Linked DNA regions of Homo sapiens: region 2 is linked to region 1. Evidence: read pairs that join two places in POLR2A ChIA-PET (ENCODE). Cell type or tissue: PC-3. All regions are shown on one strand. Each heading gives the region's core, and the rest is flanking DNA. Links, peaks and the distances in the headings are about the cores only. Region 1 overlaps LINC-PINT (long intergenic non-protein coding RNA, p53 induced transcript). Region 2 overlaps LINC-PINT (long intergenic non-protein coding RNA, p53 induced transcript).

What was found. Peaks named below come from ENCODE experiments on the same cell type or tissue, not always from the same donor. Only the 100,000 strongest peaks of a DNase experiment are listed, where the experiment ranks them.
Region 2: POLR2A ChIA-PET joins it to region 1 with 11 read pairs; 5 of 35 experiments call an interaction of 5 or more read pairs at or near these places.

The regions. Positions count from the first base shown.
Region 1 is chr7:130,882,309-130,891,966 of GRCh38, reverse strand. It overlaps LINC-PINT (long intergenic non-protein coding RNA, p53 induced transcript), which reads left to right. Exons shown (of 8, transcript NR_170176.1): 7 at 7,571-7,650; 8 at 9,231-9,658. Among named protein-coding and RNA genes, the nearest start is that of MIR29B1, 9.6 kb to the right of the region's middle. RefSeq lists an enhancer at 4,291-5,490. In PC-3, for the core only: no CTCF peak of the experiment used is centred there; a DNase peak (open chromatin) is centred at 4,556; H3K4me3 peaks cover 511 bases; H3K27ac peaks cover 6,636 bases.
Region 2 is chr7:131,096,937-131,106,594 of GRCh38, reverse strand. All of the region lies in intron 2 of LINC-PINT (long intergenic non-protein coding RNA, p53 induced transcript), which reads left to right. Among named protein-coding and RNA genes, the nearest start is that of LINC-PINT, 8.2 kb to the left of the region's middle. RefSeq lists silencers at 160-629, 780-879 and an enhancer at 1,894-1,943. In PC-3, for the core only: no CTCF peak of the experiment used is centred there; no DNase peak of the experiment used is centred there; H3K4me3 peaks cover 979 bases.

The DNA of each region.
Region 1 (9,658 bases), core at 669-8,668:
TTCCATGGTGTATATGTGCCACATTTTCTTAACTTTATAACCTGTGTGGGGCAGGAGAATTAACCTGCTTTTGGATTAGAGGCTGCAAAAAAGCCAGTTCTGGTGACCACACTAAAAAGATTAATGAGCACTTAGCACCAAATTAAATACCCCCCTGCCCCCGCCTTTATGAAAGTGGAGTTCATAGTACAAATGTGACAGCGTTAAACATTGAAGCCATTCGAAGGAACCTGGGAAGTACTCAGGCACCGATGAGTTAAAAACACAGAGACATCCAGTAAGTGAGTTCCCGCTGGGCACGGGTCTGTTTATCTTGCCTTTCTGAAGTCAGAGCCAACATTCTTAATGGTTTTGAATGATTCAGAATGTTTCTTTTTTGGCAGGGCCAGTTTCCACGCATGGGCTTATGACTAAAACCCCTTAGGTGAGGTCCAAAGCAGAAACCAGCCTCACACTTAATGTCGTATTTCAGAATCATCTTATTTTAGAGCAAAAGGAAAACTATTAAATATAGCTTGCTTATTTCAGACATGAAGGGACGGAACCAGGGAGGCTTTGGTCAGCCAGAGGTCACAGGACTGGAGAGAGAGGCCAGCCCGAGGCAGACCTCTGGGTTCTGGGCCCAGCCCTCCCTCCTCTGCACCACACAGCTCTTGTCCAGACCTCGGAAGGAGGTTCCAGCGTGGCCTCAGCCTCCCGCTGGAAGAGGCAGCTTGCCCTTTGAGATCGTTTAGAAAACGACTTGGGTCAGAAAGGAGAACTTCATTTTTACAAAATGAAACAAATCAGTTATTTGCCATAGACAGCTTTTTCAAAATATCCTTTGCCAGTGTGTCGTGAATGTATTAGCTCTGGGACAGAAACAAGAATAATAACAATTCTATCTACTATATGCCAAAAGAAGAGACTTGATATACTTCTTTTTTTTTTTTTTGGATGAGAATGAACTTATGCCACACTAGTTCTTAATAAAACAAACTGAATCCTTACCACAGGAGAAAGAATTGAGCAATGTTCTAAGAACAGGCTGTCCTCTTTGGGGCACTGAGTGAATGTAATATTTAGAAGATGCCCTTGAAGCTCACAAGTGCCTCTTGGGATGGAGTAAAGGGGGAGAAACGGCGAGAGAACTCGGACAGAGAAGCTGTCCATGGGAGGAGAAGGCCTTGGGAAGAGCCATCGACTCACCCCCTTCCTGCTTGATTGAGGACTTTGGGAATCACAGATGCCATAGGAGAGAACCCATTTCTTCAAAGCCAGGAGGTGAACCGGCCCACCCCTGCTGTGCCCACCACACTACAGCCAGTAAGGGTTCTCCTCTGGACCTGAGCCACTGTCCCCAAGGGCCAGAAACCAGCCATGTGTGGCGTCCCCAGAAAAGGACATGAGCAGGTACTCAGCCCCGCCACACACATTTGTCTAAGGAGAGAAAGCAAGTCAGCGAAATGGGATCTGCACCAAGATCTCTGCACCCAGGGAGCTGCTGTGGAGTAAATCCTATTTTTCCAGGTGGTGTTTAAACAGCTGTCATTGATCACTTTGCTTTTTTTAATTGATTATTTCGAAACGTGTTTTCCCCCAAAGGATGTTAGTATGTCATAAATATTCAGTTAAGCAACTCCAGGATGATCTTTTAGTAGGAGGAGCTGTCTTTTGGTCCTAGTAACACTAAGTGCCATTTTTTCCCTCTTCTAAGCCCATGGAAACAACGTGGAGGAAAAATGATTATATATTTAGCTTCTAGCATGATTTTAGAGATAAATGACAGCCACCTCCCAGACCTCATTCCCAACACCTGTATTAATTTTTATTTTATTTTTATTTTTTTGAGACAGAGTCTCGCTCCATCACCCAGGCTGGAGTGCAGTGCTGTGATCTCTTAGCTCGCCTAATTTTTGTATTTTTAGTAGAGACGGGGTTCCGCCATGTTGGCCAGGCTGCTCTCGAACTCCTGACCTCAAGTGATCCACCTGTCTCGTCTTCCCAAAGTGCTAGGATTACATGCATGAGCCACTGCGCCCCACCTTGTCTTTATTTTTAAAGTAGGCAATTTATTTTAATTTTTTGTGTGTGTATGACAGGGTCTCGTTCTGTCACTGGAGTGCAGTGGCACCATCAAGGCTCACTGCAGCCTCAACCTCCTGGGCTCAAACGATCCTCCTGCCTCAGCCTCCCAAGTAGCTGGGACTACACTCACCACCACACCCAGCTACTTTTAAACTTTTTTGTAGAGACATGCAGTCTTGCTGTGTTGCCCAGGCTGGTCTCGAACTCATGGCCTCAAGCGATCCTCCAGCCTTGGCCTCCCAAAGTGCTGCGATTACAGGTGTGAGCCACCATGCCCAGCCCAGTTTATTTTTAAAAGAGCTACTGGCTGGGCGTGGTGGCTCACGCCTGTAATCCTAACACTCTGGGAGGCCCAGGCGAGTGGATCACCTGAGATCAGGAGTTTAAGACCAGCCTGGCCAACATAGTGAAATCCCATCTCTACTCAAAATACAAAAATTAGCTGGGTGTAGTGGGGCATACCCATAGTCTAGCTACTTGGGAGGCTGAGGCAGGAGAATCACTTGAACCTGGGAGGCGGAGGTTGCAGTGAGCCTAGATCGCACCACTGCCTCCGGCCTGGGCAACAGAGCAAGACTCTGTCTCAAAAAAAAAAAAAAAAAAAAAAAGCTACTGAAGAGAGGAGTTTCGCTGTGTTAAGACCACTGTGCGTCCATAATGGCCTTCCCTCAGATCTCTCTTCCAGGGAGCTAGGGCTGTCTACACATGCTCCGTAGAAACAAATGCACATTTTCTACACGGGAGTGAATTGGAGAGTCGTGGTGGTGATAGTTTAACTGAAATCTACCTTGGATTTTTTTTCTTCTCTGCTTTATATTTGTTTAAAAAAGCATGATCCAGCAAATGCATCAAATTAAAGCTGTGGGTACAGTTCTCCTAACAGAAAATCACACAGTAAGCTGGGACAATGGAACAGAAAGCAGTGGGTATTGTTTTCTTCTTAAGATTTTTATATTCACATTGGATGAGAATGTCTCCTAACCCTCCCCTTGCTGTTGTTCTTGGAATGGGTACCTTATTCATGGCCTCCTTACATAGAGGGAGCAGATTCAGGACAGAGGCTCTGCATGCTCCTGGGTCCCTCCTAAGCGAGCACTCCCCTCCACTGCTCCTCCTGTTCGGCATGCTAGATTTTCTGTGCACTTGCAGTCATACGGAAACTGGCTTCCTTCTTAGCTGTGCGTGTGAAAGTCACCCCAGTGTTTCACCTGCAGTGTGAGTGTAATTTGGGGTCCCATGACATGATCATCTTCCTTTTGATTTCTAAAGCTAGGGTCAGGGAAGGGGACTCGTTTTGAGCCAAAGGGCATTTTAAGGGCATCATTTCATATGTTCACTGTCTGCAGCCAACACTGCACTCTAGACAAATGGGTACCTTTATGTCCCATTTATTAAGACATCCTGCAAAAGGGGCTCCTGGCCCCTGTGGGAAGCTTGAAAGGAACAGACCATATCCTGTTTCTTTTTGCTCATACCTCTGTGGTGAGATCTTATTCTGACCCCATAGTCTGGTGCCATACCTGTGGGTCCCTGTATCTCCTAGAATTCCCCCTATGCTAGTGTTTAGCCCGTGTAATGACAGTTATCTGTCCACAGGGCTGTATCCCCCGCCAGCTTGTAAACTCCATGAAGACCGGCCCTGCGTCTCACTCACTCCTGTCCACAGCAGTGCCTCCCACATGTTAGGTCTTAACAAACATCTGTTTCTTCTACTCTTCATAAAATCCACGCTTCTTCTCACCCCCCCGTCATCCCTGATCCCAGCTAACTTTGACCCTGTGTGCGGGGGCGGGGGATCTACATGTGGGCTCCACCCCCGCACGCCTGCTGCCCTGTCATCTCTGATCCCTGGCGGTGGGATGTCTACCATGGCTCTGCCCAATCCCCCACTGTCTTCACCCCTGCCACATCTGGCATGATTTTACCGTCCCCTTCCTAGAGTTCTCCCTTTCTCCCCTGCCCAGGCTGCACCCCTGGAGAGCCCAGCTCAGGCCCCTGGCCCCTATGAAGCCTCTCCTGAATAATCCATCAGCCTGCCCTGAGCTCATCCAGTCTCCAATGACGATTGTGCTCTCCACCAGCAGGACACACCGGAGCACTTTCTCTGTCCCTGAGAATTGGACTCCATTCCACAGTTAGGTCCTGGGTCACATACAGACATTTCACATCCCCTCCTCAGTATTCCCCAGCAGCGTGCAGCACAGTGCGGGCTTCTAGGAGGCAGTCGGTGGATATTTACCCATGATTTTAAGAGGTCTGTCTTGACCAGGAATGTTGAGAAGTGACCTGTGTCTCTGCAGCATTGCTGCTAGTTAGTCCCTCGTGGAAGAAGTGGCATGTCCCTCCTGTGTCTGGCTCACGGGGACCGGCGCCTCCTGTGTTTGCCCCCGCCATGCCCTGTGGTTTCCTTTGACACCCTCTGTCATTGTCTATTTTTATGTTTTAAACTTCAGTGGGATTTACCTCTCGTTTGCTCCCATATCCTCCTGGTAAATTGTAAACTTGGTGAATCAATGATGAGTAATCAGTAGGCAGAAATGGTTGGAATTTCCTGGTCCCAGTTTCAGATCATATCTGTCTTTCCCCAGACTCCTAACTTCCTGTTGGGACATCCCTTGGTCTGGCCTTTCCCTCCAGAGAAGCCCCCAGACCCACCCGCAGCCTTGATTTACTGATGCCTAATCTTATTTTAGTCTTTCACACCAGTTTTTAACAACTCGACTGTATAGATCTTCTGGAAATTTTACCCAAAAATGTTAGATGTGCCATCCCCTCACAGGGGAAAGTGGTGGGGTGGTGGGGGTTAATGTGTTGAAAATCTATGTATCTTGTATTTTATTTGAGTCAGCTGTGTTTTCACAACAACTCTGAGAGTTAACATCATTTCTACTTTATAAATTAAAAAAACAAAACAAAAACAAAAAACTAAAGCCCCAAAAGGATTGAATAGCTTGCCAAGGCTGTGTAACAAGTGAAATTTGAATCCGGGTCTGTATGATCCCAAAGCTTAAGCTGCCCGTCTTTCTATTCCCAGTTCAAACGTGCCTTGAAATGGGAGCTCACTTGATAGTACTTGGCTTTTAAAAGGCTACGTACATGTAAGTACCTTCACTCAAATATGCTGGGGCTCAGTAGGAGAAGCAAAGAGAAGGAAAAGGTATTGATTGATCGATTTGATTCTAAGCAGAGATTGACAGAGATAAGCTTCTAAGACCTTTCAGGCCCCAGAGTGTGACTGTTGAGCACCTAAGAAGACCTCACTTGACCCGTGACTTCCCGCCAGAGCCTTGGGAAGCCCATGAGTGCAGCGTGCTCGCCGGCTGGGCTGGAACTTGCTGCTCTTCTCTGCAGTGGCAGGCTGGCTTCTGCCCCTAGACTGGAACTGCCAAGGGCTGCTATAGAAGGGACAAACTTCCAGTGCTCACTGAGGAGCCAGGGGTATCCTGGGAAGCTGAAAATGCATTTGTCAAGCTCAGGTCTTCACAATTGAGAAACCCCATCACTAACCCGTACGGTTTTCTTGACCAAAACTTTCAGTGCTCTGTTTTTCCCATCTGTAAATAATGTTCATACATCTAAATCCTAGGAGGTTGCAGGGACAGTGGCTTAGAAAGTCACCACATTCTCTAAAGGAGTGACAGAGAGGATGAAAGAAGCATGCTCTATAATTAGGTTTTATTACATGCTTTTTAAGGTTAATTGAAGGACTTCCCAGCAGCTTCCCTAGCCACTTTTTCAAATACTGAAAGCTTCCAGAAAGCAGCAGACAGGTGTTCCTCACAATCTGACACAGACTTCAGTTACTGTTGAAAAGTGAAAGAGGGCTGGGCGCGGTGGCTCACACCTATAATCCCAACACTTTGGGAGGCCGAGGTGGGCGGATCACCTGAGGTCAGGAGGTCAAGACCAGCGTGGCCAACATGGCAAAACCCCATCTCTACTAAAAATACAAAAATTAGCTGGGTGTAGTGGCACACGCCTAAAACTCCAGCTACTTGGGAGGCTGAGGCATGAGAAAAAATCGCTCGAACCCAGGAGGCGGAGGTTACAATGAGTCAAGATCATGCCACTGCACTCCAGCCTGGGTGACAGAGTGAGACTATCTCACAAAAAAAAAAAAAAAAAGAAAAAAATGAAAGAGCTCCTGTCTGACGTTGGTTTTCTATACCCATTTTTATAATCAGACAATTTTGGAAACATGCTATTATGATAGTGTTTAAATATTCCAGAATTCTGTGTGTTCGGTAGCTTCACGTTGGTTTGATTGTTGTTTTACCCCACTGCCTCTTCCTTCCCATCTGTACTTCTCAGCTTGATTTTTTAGATGTATTTTCTGTTGTAGGACAGTATCAAATGGCTTTTTCTGACCATTTATTTTACTGGCCGAGCTCCTCTTGGATTTTAATCTCAACTCTCAAGAATCTTCCCAACATAATCTGTTCCTGTTGTGATATCATCTTTCTTGAGAGCTTCCCAGTCACTGAAGAGCATGTTCAGTAGCACCTGGCTTAAAGAGTCCACCTGCGAATCACAAATCATTGTCTTCACCATTCAGCTCCGACCCACACATCTGGGCAACATCATCCCCACTGGCCAGTAAGCACGGGGAATGCTCTGTGGCCTCAGCTGTGTTCTGGTTCCTCGGTGGAGCTGTAATCATTAACTTAGAAATTGCAATTGGTGGTAACTTAACAGAGCTTTCTTCATCAGACTGCTGAGTCATGCAGCCTCTTGCTGGGTAAAATGTGTCTTGAGATGTAATCCCCTATAAGGACACCCCCTTGGAGCCACTGTGAAGGCACTCCCAGCTTCCCTAGCAGGTCGCATCAGGGGGACGACTGAAGGATTTACTTGAACAATCAGTTTTCAGAAATGAAGACCCTACGACCTTGGCTTCCTCTCTTGTGATGCAGCTGAAAGATGCATTTCGTCTGTAAAGTTAGACCAGGTAGGAGAGAATGTGAGGTGGTTTCCATTCTTCTCAGTTGCCCTCCACCTGATTCTGAAGCCGTCACAGACCGTCCTTGCAGACCGGCGCTCCCCTCCACAAACCTTCTGCAGCCTGTACTGCTACAGCACGAGGCTGCAGAATCAGTTGTGAAAATAGAAGCCTTCTACCGTCTCCTGTGCGGGATCCTTGCCTGCCTTTCTTCTGTGATGGGATCTATAGGCTTAGACTGTGTTTTATTTCCTAAGACACCTTGCTGAGCAAACCTTGCTGCTCTGCCTCGTGTCAGCGGTTTCCTTAGCAACGGCCACACCTCACGTTTTCTCCCGCACAGAGCACCAGCATGAGGGGGCATGTGTTGCTCACTGTACAGGAACTTTCCCAACCTGTGTGTCTTAAGCAGGAAAGAGAAGGTGCTTTCTATTTCTTGTTTTTAAAAATGCATCTGTTGGTGACACTGGTGGAGAAACATGTTTACGAGAAAACAACTGACTTTTTCTTCTGCTGTTACTCCAGGAGATTTCCTAGGAGCTCATACTGTCATTTAAATTCCAGGTGCAGGTCTTCTGAACAAATGCCTCCTGAGGATTTCTGTGCCTGGAAAATATCTGTTAACAGACTGCTTTTACACCTACGTAAGTAGAGGCTTCTGCTTATAAGTCAACCTCAAGGGAGTTTTATTTTGTCCCTGGATGATTCCTCAGTACATTTTTCTTTTTCTTTTTTGAGGTAGGGTTTTGCTCTGTTGCCCAGGCTGGAGTACAGTGGTGTGATCACAACTCACTGCGGCCTCAACCTCCCAGGCTCAAGCGATCCTCCCACCTCAGCCTCCCAAGTAGCTGGGACCACAGGCGTGTACCACCCACGCCTGGCTAGTTTTTTAAAATTTCTTTTGTAGAGGCAGAGTCTCCCTGTGTTGCCCTGGTTTCAAACTTGGGCCAAGTGATTCTCTGCCCCAGCCTCTCAAAGTGCTGGGATTACAGGTGTGAGCCACCGTGCCTGACAAGCCTGATATGTTTTTTTAAATGATCATTAGTATTTGATCTCTACTCTTTTTCTCTCAACCACCCAACTCCCGGTTTACGGTCAGGAAGAATCTATAACATGAACTCCTGCTTAAAAACAAGGGTATAGATCCCATATTCAGGTCTTAGACTGGGAAGAAGAGAAGGCAGTCAAAAATATTAAATATATGAATTTCAGTAAATTCAGTTGGGGATGCCATTTCAGCTTTGCAGTCAGTTACTCCAGAATATGTCAATGTATGGCAAAGCATGTGACAGCAGGATCTCTGCACCCTCTCCATTTACCAGCTGTGGTGGATCTCTTAGCCACATCTCTGTTTATAATGTGCTTATTGAAAACTAATGTATTACTTTTATTATCATAGCTACCATTTACTGAATATTTACATTGTGCTAACACTGGTTCAGATGGCTTCATCATATTTACCTGATTTAATCCTCACAACAACCTTATGTGCTAGGTCCAGTTATTACCATCTTTTTTTTTTTTTGAGACGGAGTCTCACTCTGTCGCCAGGCTGGAGTGCAGTGGCGCGATTTCGTCTCACTGCTGCAACCTCCGCCTCCCAGGTTCAAGTGATTCTCCTGCCTCAGCCTCCCAGGTAGCTGGGACTACAGGCACATGCCACCACGCCCAGCTAATTTTTGTATTTTTATAGAGACGAGACTTCACCATGTTGGCCAGGATGATCTCAATCTCTTGACCTCGTGATCCGCCCATCACAGCCTCCAAAAGTGCTGGGATTACAGGCGTGAGCCACCGCACCCGGCCTATTACCCTCATTTTACAGATGAGGAGACTGAGGCACAGAGAGTTAAAGTGATTTGTGCAGGGTTGTGTGAGGAGCTGGTGGCAGAGCTTGGCATTCTGGCTCTGGAGTCTGCATTTGGCCATCTCACCGTACAGTGTCATAGAAACAGGAAACTCGAGAAGATAAACTGCCAGGCTGTATTTTGGAGTCAGTATTTTAACACTGTCACCATCTCAAGCATGATCTGTGGGACTCATCACTGTGCTCTTTGACTTGAACTTCTTTAAGGTTAGTGGGAAAATGAAGCTTTAGAGAAGATGGGACTGGCCTAAGGTCACACTGCATGTCAGAAGTGTGGTGGAGGGTCCAGGTCTTCTGACCATTCAGTGCAAGCCAAATTGTGCTAATTTCCAATTTTTCTCCCTTTCTCTTGGTGAGCTATTTGGTGCTACTTCTACTCCTCATGACCAAAGCTGGCTTTCATGGTTTACTCATGTACTTACTGATGAAACCCTGAGACTTGGGGCCAGTGACTGTTCAGAGGTCCATGTGAAGATGCGCTGAATGGTATAAAGGACAGAGCAGTAAAGAGTGCTGGCTGAATGCCTGGGCTGGCAATCAGGCATGTTGGAGTTTGAGTCCCAGTCTGCCACTCCAGCTCTGTGACCAAGAGGAAGTGAAGTCATGTACCCTTTCTAAGTCTCTAGCCCCTCTTCTGAAAGACGAAGATGCCACCACCAACCATGTTAGTGGTTGTGAATGCCAAGAAAGTCCATGTGAAGCACATAGCATAGTGTCTGCCATGCGTTAAGTGTTCCAAAAATGGAAGCTATGACTATTTCACAGAGTACACTTCCCATCACTTT
Region 2 (9,658 bases), core at 737-8,736, 210 kb before region 1:
CAGTCCTCCCTCGGTGTTAACGTCTGCTCCAGCTCGCAGCCCGCTGCTGGGTGAGTGGCGACATCAGGGCGAGGGTGAGCTTCGTCACGGGGAAAGCTGGAGGCTCCTGACAGCTCGTAGCCGTCCTCCCCTCGCCCCGCCCTAGGCGGAAGGTGTGGGTTGGGTGGTCCGAGGAGGGTGACGTCCAAGGTGGGGTGGGCACAGGCTCGGGATCCCTCGCAGCGCTAGGGGCCGCAGCCCCGGTCGCCGGGGAGTGCCATGGCAGGGAGGCGGCAGCCACGTGAGGGGTCTGCGGAAGCGCCGGAGCTGAAAGCTGGGGGCGAAGTGCGTAGCAGAGTCGTGACGGGGGTGACACGCAGCAGCCGGGGGCGGCGGGCCGCCGGAGCCGGGCGCCTCCCACGCAGGGCCGGCGTTCCCCGCCGCGGGTGGGTGCGCACTCGCCGGCCCTCTCCCGGGAGACCGTTTCCGGGAGCGGGCGCTGGCGGGGCGGGGCCGTGGCGGTAAACAGGGTGGTGCCCTCTGCCCTCCCGCCCCCGGCCTGCCGGGGCGCGCGGCCGGCGGTGCCCGGGGCGGTGGAGGCGCGGTCGCGGCGCCGGGCAGCGGGGGCGCGCCCGCTCTCTGCCGCCCCCGCGCGCGCCCGCCGCCGCCCGGCCGGCCTCCTCTGTTTTTGTTTTGATGGAGCCCGCGTGCAGCTGGCGCGTGTCGAGTCACGTGCCGTGGGCGGGAGGGGGCCGGGGCGCGGGAGGCGAGGGCGCGGTGACACGGGCCGGAGGGGCCTGCGCCCGCGGAGGGCGCGCGAGGGGGCGTGTGGCCCCCGATGGAGCCCTGCCGCGCGGGTGCCCCGGCGCTGGCTGAGGGGCTTGGCGCTTCTCGGCGAGCAGTGCTAGGTTTGTCGTCGCAGCGCTTCGGGGAGCCTAGTCCAGGAGAGAGGACCTGCCTGCGCTGCTCGGCTCAGAACTCGGACCTTACAGGTGGTGTGTACATCCCGGTGGACGGGTAGACACTTCTGTGTGCTCCTGAAGGCCGGCTGCGTGTAATAACCAACTGGAGTGCTTTAAGAAGGATTCTAACGCCAGCCCAATCCCAGACCAATTGGACCCACATCCACATAGGGCCTGGACAGTGTATTTTTAACCCCCTCTTCCCCATAAGTGATTTTGGTGCAGTGAGAATTTATAGAAGTAACCAGCTTGATGGAATAGCTACTTGTGAAATCACATCTATTTAGGGACAAAATAGTAAAAATAGCTAAAATAGCTAACACGTATTCATCTGTCACTCAGTGGGGTCTCTGTGTCAGATACTGCGGCTCCCCAAACATGGATCTACTCGTAGAAGTACTGTTACCCCTATTTTATAGTTGGAGGAGGAGTGGAAGCTCGGAGTTAATCAGGGAGGACTACTGTGACTAGGACCTAGGGAGGTCGAGTTCAAAACCCCTACTTTCAACAGTCACATATGCCTCGTGGAAAATGTACCTTTGCCTAAGGGCCCCATGTTTGTGTGAATAGTAGTAATGTTTGCCTGAGGGCCAGCTTGTTTATGTGGGTACATTTCTACTGTTAAGATTTTTGTCTGAAAAGCTTTGCTTGTATAGGGGAGGAAAATCGTGGTGATTCTTTAAGGCCTGTAGGCGACCTTTTCCAGAAGTTTATTGTGGATCAAGGAGAGAGGGGATCTCCGTAATTTGAAGTGAATAGGTTCTCTGGAAGTTTCTTGTTTTGTTTTTGAGACTTGAGCATTTCTATAATGTGAAGGGGAGAGTCCGGAAGAGGCAGATATTTTCCAAGTATTTACATGAGCAACCACAAGAGTACTTTAGGTTGCTGGATGCGATACAGTTGTGGTGTGGTCACAGCTGGATGTACCCAGAGGTGCGGTACAGTACAGAGTAGCAGAAGTTCTGCCATTAGCATTTTGGAGAAAAAAAAAAACAACTAGTCTGGAGTAGAGAAACTTTGCCGTTACATCTCTTTTCTCCCCTTAATTTGTTTGATTTGTCTCCTGGTCAGATAAACTGTTGGTGGGACGTTTAGATGTGGGAGTAGTCCATTTCATTAGTATTTTCTGTACAGAGATTCCAAAGAAAACTCATAGTAAACAGAGGTTTCTCCCTGAAAACAAATGATACTAGCTACAGTGTATTTGTGACCAGTATGTATTATTAAGAGGTACCGTGTCACAAAGAACTTTATATTCCTGTTGATTGCTGTCAAATATTGTTACCTCTATGGCAGGCATGGGTATATTATTTAGCATACTTTAGGGATTGGTTTTCATATTACTTGCAGTTTTGATGAGGAAGGCTTATAGACCTACTCAGGCAAACCTGACTGGAACGTGAGTATCTGTGGTCTGGTGTGGAAATAGCTCTCTAGCCCCATCTCCCTCCTCCCATTGTCCACCCCCATCCTCCTTACCACGAAACACATTTTTCACCAGCATTGCCAAACCACTTGGGATTCCTGCGCATGGCTTTGCTTAGTTTGCTCTTCTGCTTCTTGGATACCTCCTTCAGGAAATGTTCCCTGATTTCTCCTCAGAAACCATTTAAAAAATACCCTCCCTGCGTCATCTCTGCATTATATATATGCTTGTCTTATTGCATTATATCACAGCATATCTCATTGTATTTGTTACATATTGGGCACCTCAAAGGTGAGAATGGTGACTTGTTTATCTGCACATCACTGGCACACAGTAAGCACTTAAGTTTATTGCATTGGTCGCAATTACATTTACTTCCATTTAAGTTGCATTATCTGTGTCGGTGTTTTCCTGAATCACTCATCTTCATTCTGAACTGTCCTCACCTCCTTCTCTGCTGCTTGCTACCAGGCTAAAAACACAGCTGAAAGCACCCCAAGACAAAACTTACACAGAAAATACACAATAATAGTAACACATTATCAAAGAAATAGGAAGGGGCAAAATATCAGTTTTTCACTTGTTTGCGAATTTCATCCTTCACTGGCCGATTGGACGGTGTGAACTTTCTTGGTTACTAATATATGCTGGAGGAGATGCCCAAGGTTGTTTTTGTTTTTCGATTTACTTGGGAAGGAAGAACTAGTACTACATTACCAGTGGACATGCTTTGATGTGCCATAACAGAGCACAGGTGCTTCATCACATTTCATTGCTGTAATTTTCAGATTGAGTATTACAGAGGTATTTGTAGAGCAGCACTGTCCCATAGAGCTTTTGGAGAGGATGGAAATGATTTATAAATTTGTGTTATCCAGTGTGGTAGCCACTAGCCACTTGTGGCTATTGAGCACATTAAGTGTGACTGACGAACTGAATTTCTTTTCTTTTCTTTCTTTCTTTTTTTTTTTTTTTTGAGACGGTGTTGTTCTGTCACCAAGGCTGGAGTGCAGTGGTGCAATCTTGGCCCACTGCAACCTCTGCTTCCCAGGCTGAAGCGATCCTCCCACCTTAGCCCTCCCGAGTAGCTGGGATTACAGGGGCCTGCCACCATGCCTGGCTATTTTTGTGTTTTTAGTAGGGGTGGGATTTCGCCATGTTGCCCAGGCTGGTTTTGAACTCCTGGGCTCAAGCAATCTGCCCGCCTCGGCCTCCCAAAGTGCTGGGATTACAGGTGTGAGCCACTGCGCCTAGCCAGAATTGAATTTCTAATTGATAAATGTAAATAGCTGCTAATGGCTACTGTATTGGATGGCACAGTTACAGAAGATATGTCTGTAATTGACAGGTCATCATTTAGGCTAAGGTATTCTGCCTTTAAAAGTCTGCAGTCACAGAAGATATGTCCTGTAATTGACAGGTCATCATTTAGGCTAAGGTATTCTGCCTTTAAAAGTCTGCAGTCATCTTCTAGGGCTTAACACCATGCTTCCCGTTCATAGATTATAAGGTGCTTAGTGGGTGATATTTTTGGCCTATGTGGGGCCTTCATATTATGGAGCATTCGTGTGTTCTGTGGCTTTTCATGTAGTGCGTGTGGTCTTCCTTTTTCAGGAGCAGAGTAGAGTGATTATTAGTAATTATGATTATGAGTAATTATTTACAAATGGATGTGAGCCCTTGGTGTATACACTAAATGAAAGTCCTATGAGTTGAATCAGTACTTTTCTGAGATGCATTGTGAGGGGAAGGAACTGTGCTTGTCTTGCTGACCATTGATCTCCAAGGCCTAATATGCTACTTGACACCTATCAGTGCTCATAAATATGTTTTGAATGAATGAATGAATGTTCAACTAACTTAAGCCTTCCAGTTTAGCTTCAGAGGCTGTAACATGGAGCTGAGAAGAGAAGTAACGAGTAACTACACCAGTGGCTTTATAGTTCTTCCAAGGAACGCAGTCTCTCCAGGGGTACTATTGTTAGCTCTGTGACTCTGATTTCTTTCTGGTAAGATATGTAGCAGGAATTGTTACACTTATTTGATGACAGATTGAAAAATAAAGTCACAAGAAGATTTGGTGCTCAGGTCATACAGAGAGAGTTGGAAGTATACATCAAATGGAAGTAGTTGTTTCTATTGCATTGTGCAGTCATCCATGATAACTTCTTTTTTTTTTTTTTGAGTTGGAGTCTCGCTCTGTTGCCTAGGCTGGAGGGCAGTGGCACGATCTCAGCTCATTGCAGCCTCTGCCTCCCAGGTTCAAGAGATTCTCCTGCTTCAGCCTCCCTAGTAGCTGGGATTACAGGTGTGCGCCACCACGCCCGGCTAATTTTTGTATTTTTAGTAGAGATGGGATTTCACCACGTTGGTCAGGCTGGTCTCGAACTCCTGGCCTCAGGTGATCTCCCTACCTCGGCCTCCCGAAGTGCTGGGATTACAGGCGTGAGCCATGGCACCTGGCCCATGATAACTTCTTCAGAGGAAATAAAATAAAATAAAATCATGCGCTGAACTATGTTAGAAAGTTTGGGTTGTAAAATCCAAGTTTGTTTGGTAATTGTGTATGTTAATGGAGTCTGAAAAAAGGACTGAAGATATTACCTCTAGTGTGGCAGGACATTGACAAAACAACTTAACCATGAGAAACAGGAATGGAAACATTTCTTTCTTCAGCTTCCAAATCTCATGTATTCTGTGATTTTTTTTCTATGGTAATCCTAGCACCCAAGTTACAAGCTTGTCAAATGGGATATTTAAAATGTAAATAGAAAATGTTTAATTGTGTAGATAACCCCTACTAGGCTTTGAAAAAAAAAATATATATATAGTATCAGACACATCAAACATCTGTTTAGAATAAGAGCACTAAGACCAAAAATTGTAGATTTTATTTCATGTAGTAGATCCTATATTGGGGGTTGATGATGTAGCCGAATATTTGGTTTAGTACCTTTAAGAGGCGATAAACATACTCTGCTATCTATACTATGCATCAGACTTAACCTACTTTGTGCTGCTATGTGTGTTTGGATTTTAGGCCTGTCTTCATCCACAACAGCTTGTTCCTAGGATAAATGTTGTCTTCCTATCATTCTGCCACTACATGTTCCACAAATGAAAAGTAATTTTATCATAGAGTAAGTCAAACACAATTGGAAATACAAATCTGTTGTCTTAAAAAAAAGTCATAGAATACATTCCAAGATAAAATGGGAAGACTTCTCTTTTAAGCAATTCCTAGTCCTTTAGTCCTTACTTTTCAAATACCTTTGGTATGAACCTTTTGGGTGAGGCAAAAATATAAAAGCCCCCGAATCGAAAACAAAGTATCAACCACGTGTTCGTCAATTCCTGCTGTTGCCCTTGAAACCAAACCAAAACACGAGCATAACAAGACAAAACCCACCACTGCTAATAGCAACAAAAGTTAACCCAACCAACCACACAGAAAGAGCCTGTGAGATTTGAGTTGTCATTTTTGTAGCGAGGTCAATCATGTGAAGTCTTTTTTATTTAAAACATTTTTTATTTATCTTTTTCAAGACGGGGTCTGGAGTGCAGTGGCATAATCACAACTTACTGCAGCCTTAACCTCCTGGCCTCAAGCAATCTTCCCACCTCAGCCTCCCCAGGAGCTGGTACTACAGGCACATGCTACCGTGCCTGGCAAATTTGTGTTTTTTGTTTGTTTGTTTGTAGAGACAGTGTTTTGCTATGTTGCCCAGGGTTGACTTGAACTCCTAGGCTCCAGTGACCCACCCCCTCGGCCTCCCAAAGTGTTGGTTGACAGGCATGAGCCACTGCGCTTGGCCAAGTCTTCTTTTTTAGGTATTAAATGTAAATTACTCATGACAAAAATACTTGCCTGTATCTGAGTAGATAGTAATGATATTAGAATTAATGCTACAAAAGATCAGGATGTATTTTTGCCTAGAAGATCCTATGGGACTACTTGGATTCAGGTATATAGTTTAAGAATCATTTTGAAGGTCACCAACTTGTTCGAGTTTGAGGATGTTACTGGCTTCACTTCTTTCTCATCAGTGGAGTGGTTGGATTGAACTCTGGTTCTCAAACTTTGGTGTGTATCAGAATCACTGAAGAACACACATTATTGGGCTGCACCCCAGAGTTTCTGACTCAGAAGGTCTAGGGTGGGCCCACTAATGTATATTTCTTACAAGTTTCCAGGTAATGCTGACGTTGCTGGTCAGAGGGCCAAACTTTGAGAGCCGTTGGGATAGACAGTATCTTCTAAAGTTCTGTGATTTTTTTTTTTTTTGCCTGTTCCCCCCACCCCCATCACTTTTCAAGTTGAGCACTGATCACTGCTTGATTTCTAAAGGATTATGTCATTTAAAAATTGCTGTATGGCAGACTGAGTTGTAAAAGTTTAAAATGGATTAGATTAATTTTATTTTGAGAATTTCTTGAGAACTCCATATATTTTCCAAAAATAATGAGTCTGTTAAAACTCAGATTGGGTATTCCTACTTAGCTAAATTAGAAATCCCCAGTTAAAATATATTAAAGTATTTCCGATGTTACTAAATGACAAAACTATTTGCTACTCCTTAAACCTAAATGTTGTATTAAATCTAACCAAGTGCCTTTTATTTATTTAGAAATGGTCTCACTCTGTCACCCAGGCTGGAGTGCAGTGGCACAATCATAGCTCATTGCAGTCTCAACCTCCTGGGCTCAAGTGATCCTCCCTCCTCAACCTCCTGAGTAGCTGGGACTGCAGATGTGTGCCACCACGCCCAGCTAAATAAAAAAAAATGTTTTTCTAGAGATGGGATCTTGCCTTGTTGCACAGGCTGGTCTCGAACTGCTGGGTTCAAGCCATCCTCCCGCCCCAGCCTCCCAAAGTGCTGGGATTACAGGAATGAGCTACTGTGCCTGAACTATTTAGTTTTAGAAATGGAGTCTCGCTGGATTGCCTAGACTGCCCTTGAACTCCTGGGCTCAACTAATCCCCCCACCTCAGCCTTCTGAGTAGCTGGGACTACAGGTGCATGACATGGCATGTGGTCTTCTCTTAATATGCAGCTACAGAGTACAATGCAGCACATTATATAGTTGTGGACTCACTAGATAAAATGATTTTCATGAGACACAGTTTTTTCTAGACAAAACTCCACGGATTTGGGTCCATAATAGACTGTGACAGCGTTAACTTGGACATCCCCTAAAGATAACAGCCTCACGGAAGAATCATGGTTGCGGGAAGGAAATGTCCATCGGGGCATGGATGAGTACGTCAGGGCACAGTCATTCCTGATTTTGATGACCTTGGAGAACAGTGGTGGCTCTGTAGTTTCTAAATGAGGGGACTGTGGGGCTGGAATCTGGTAGGAAAGGGAGTGGGGTTACTAGGAGACTTGTCTTCAAGCAGCCCTTTCATAGCAAGCACACCGTTCTTAGGGTGTATGTTTATGGGAGAGGGAAGATCTTGGGGAGGCGTTGGTGGAGATTCCAAGGCATTCTAAGAGGACAGGTGGCGCTCTGGAAGCATTCCATGTTAAACCAGACTCCCAGGTGCTGAGAATCAGATGGACTCAAGTTGAGTCCAAGTGAGGTTTGACAGTATATTCTAATATGACTAAATGTATTGGAGAGAAAAGAAAAGTTAAGACTTTGAGGAAAATATATATAACTTTACCTGAAAGCAGAGAAATAAAATAGAAGAAATTGGTGAGCAGGGAATGGGAAGACAAAAATGGAATGTTGTAAGTTTTTAAATGTCCTGAAACTTTTAAAAGACATATTAACTATGTCAAGATGAGTCAATAGCACAGGGTTCTTTGTTAGAAAATAATAAATGAATAAGTTTTCCTTTTTGTTTCTGGTGAATACTTCGCAATATCGCCAGGTGCTATTATTTGACTCATGTCAAATGCCTTTCCAAAGTTATGCCCAGAATTCATGCAATGCTTACATTTTTAGATTGCTTTATGATCGTTACCTTGTTTAAATCAAGTTTCTGGAAGGCACACATGACCGTTATTACTAGGCGTGCTTTATGGATTAGGAAACAAATCATTTGTATAGCGCAGACCACGAAGCTGGGTTGAGACCATGAGACTTCTCTGCTTTTCACACTACCAGTTTTAGTTTTATCTTGAAATTGTATATTGTCTCACCGCTTTTATAAGAGGATTGAGCCTTAAAATCTTAAGAGTTGATTTGGCATACGCGTAATTGATTTGAGCTATGTTTCATGGACCCAGCTTTAGATTTTGATCACCTCTTTCTCTTTGAAAAGAGCTACGTGTGATTTGCTACCCAGATCTGTACTCATTTCTTGACTCAAATATGTATCTGTGACATAATCTTCGTAGTTAAATCTGTGAAACTTTCAAATCCTTCAGACTTGACAGTGTGAGGCTGGGGTTGGCAGTCTGCTTAACAAGATGCTGGGACCACCTCTGAATTAGTGAATCAGGGAGCTGCTGTGTGATCCCCTCCTCCAGGCTTTCTTGGAGTTTGTCTCTGCCACTTCCTCAAGCCCTTTAAAAAGGCTCCTGTGCTTTAGAGAGTTAGGATGTTAATGACCGTTCTTTTTTCTTGTACTTTATTAAGTACTAGTCTTACTAGACTAGTGCTTAAGTGGCAGTGTCTGCCTTTGCCTTCTCCCATCTCTTTATGCTCCTTTCTTCCAACTTCTCACGTTTCTGTTTCTCGCACGGCCAGGTGTCCAGCATCCCATGCTGACTTGCGGTTGGCCAATCCCCTCCTCGTAGATTTCCTCCACATTTTCCTCTTCCTCCTTTTCCTGTGGGAAGTTCTTTTTCTGGGCTGTGGCTGGTCTTACGTAGTTCGGTGGAAAAAGTATTGAGGTAGTGTTAGATACTGTGCTGCACCTCCAGGAGTGTCCAATCTTTTGGCTTCCCTGGGCCACACTGGAACAAGAAGAACTGTCTTGGGCCACACGTAAAATACACGGACACTAACGATAGCTGATGAGCTAAAAAAAAAAAAAATTGCAAAAAAAATCTCATAGCGTTTTAAGAAAGTTTGTGAATTTGTGTTGAGCCACATTCAAAGCTGTCCTGGACCACATCTTGGACAAGCTTGCTTACAGTATTTCTGCTGGATTTCTGGTTCCAACTAGCTATGGAACCCTGTGAGAGATTTGAGTCTCCGCTCATCTGAAATGAGAGGTTGGATGGAGAACGGTCTTTCCAGCCCTAAAATGCTGTGATTGAGATTATTCATACGGTGGTATGGTTGTAGACCCTCACAGGAAACTTCAGCATTTTGAAAGGTACCCAGTAATCAAGAC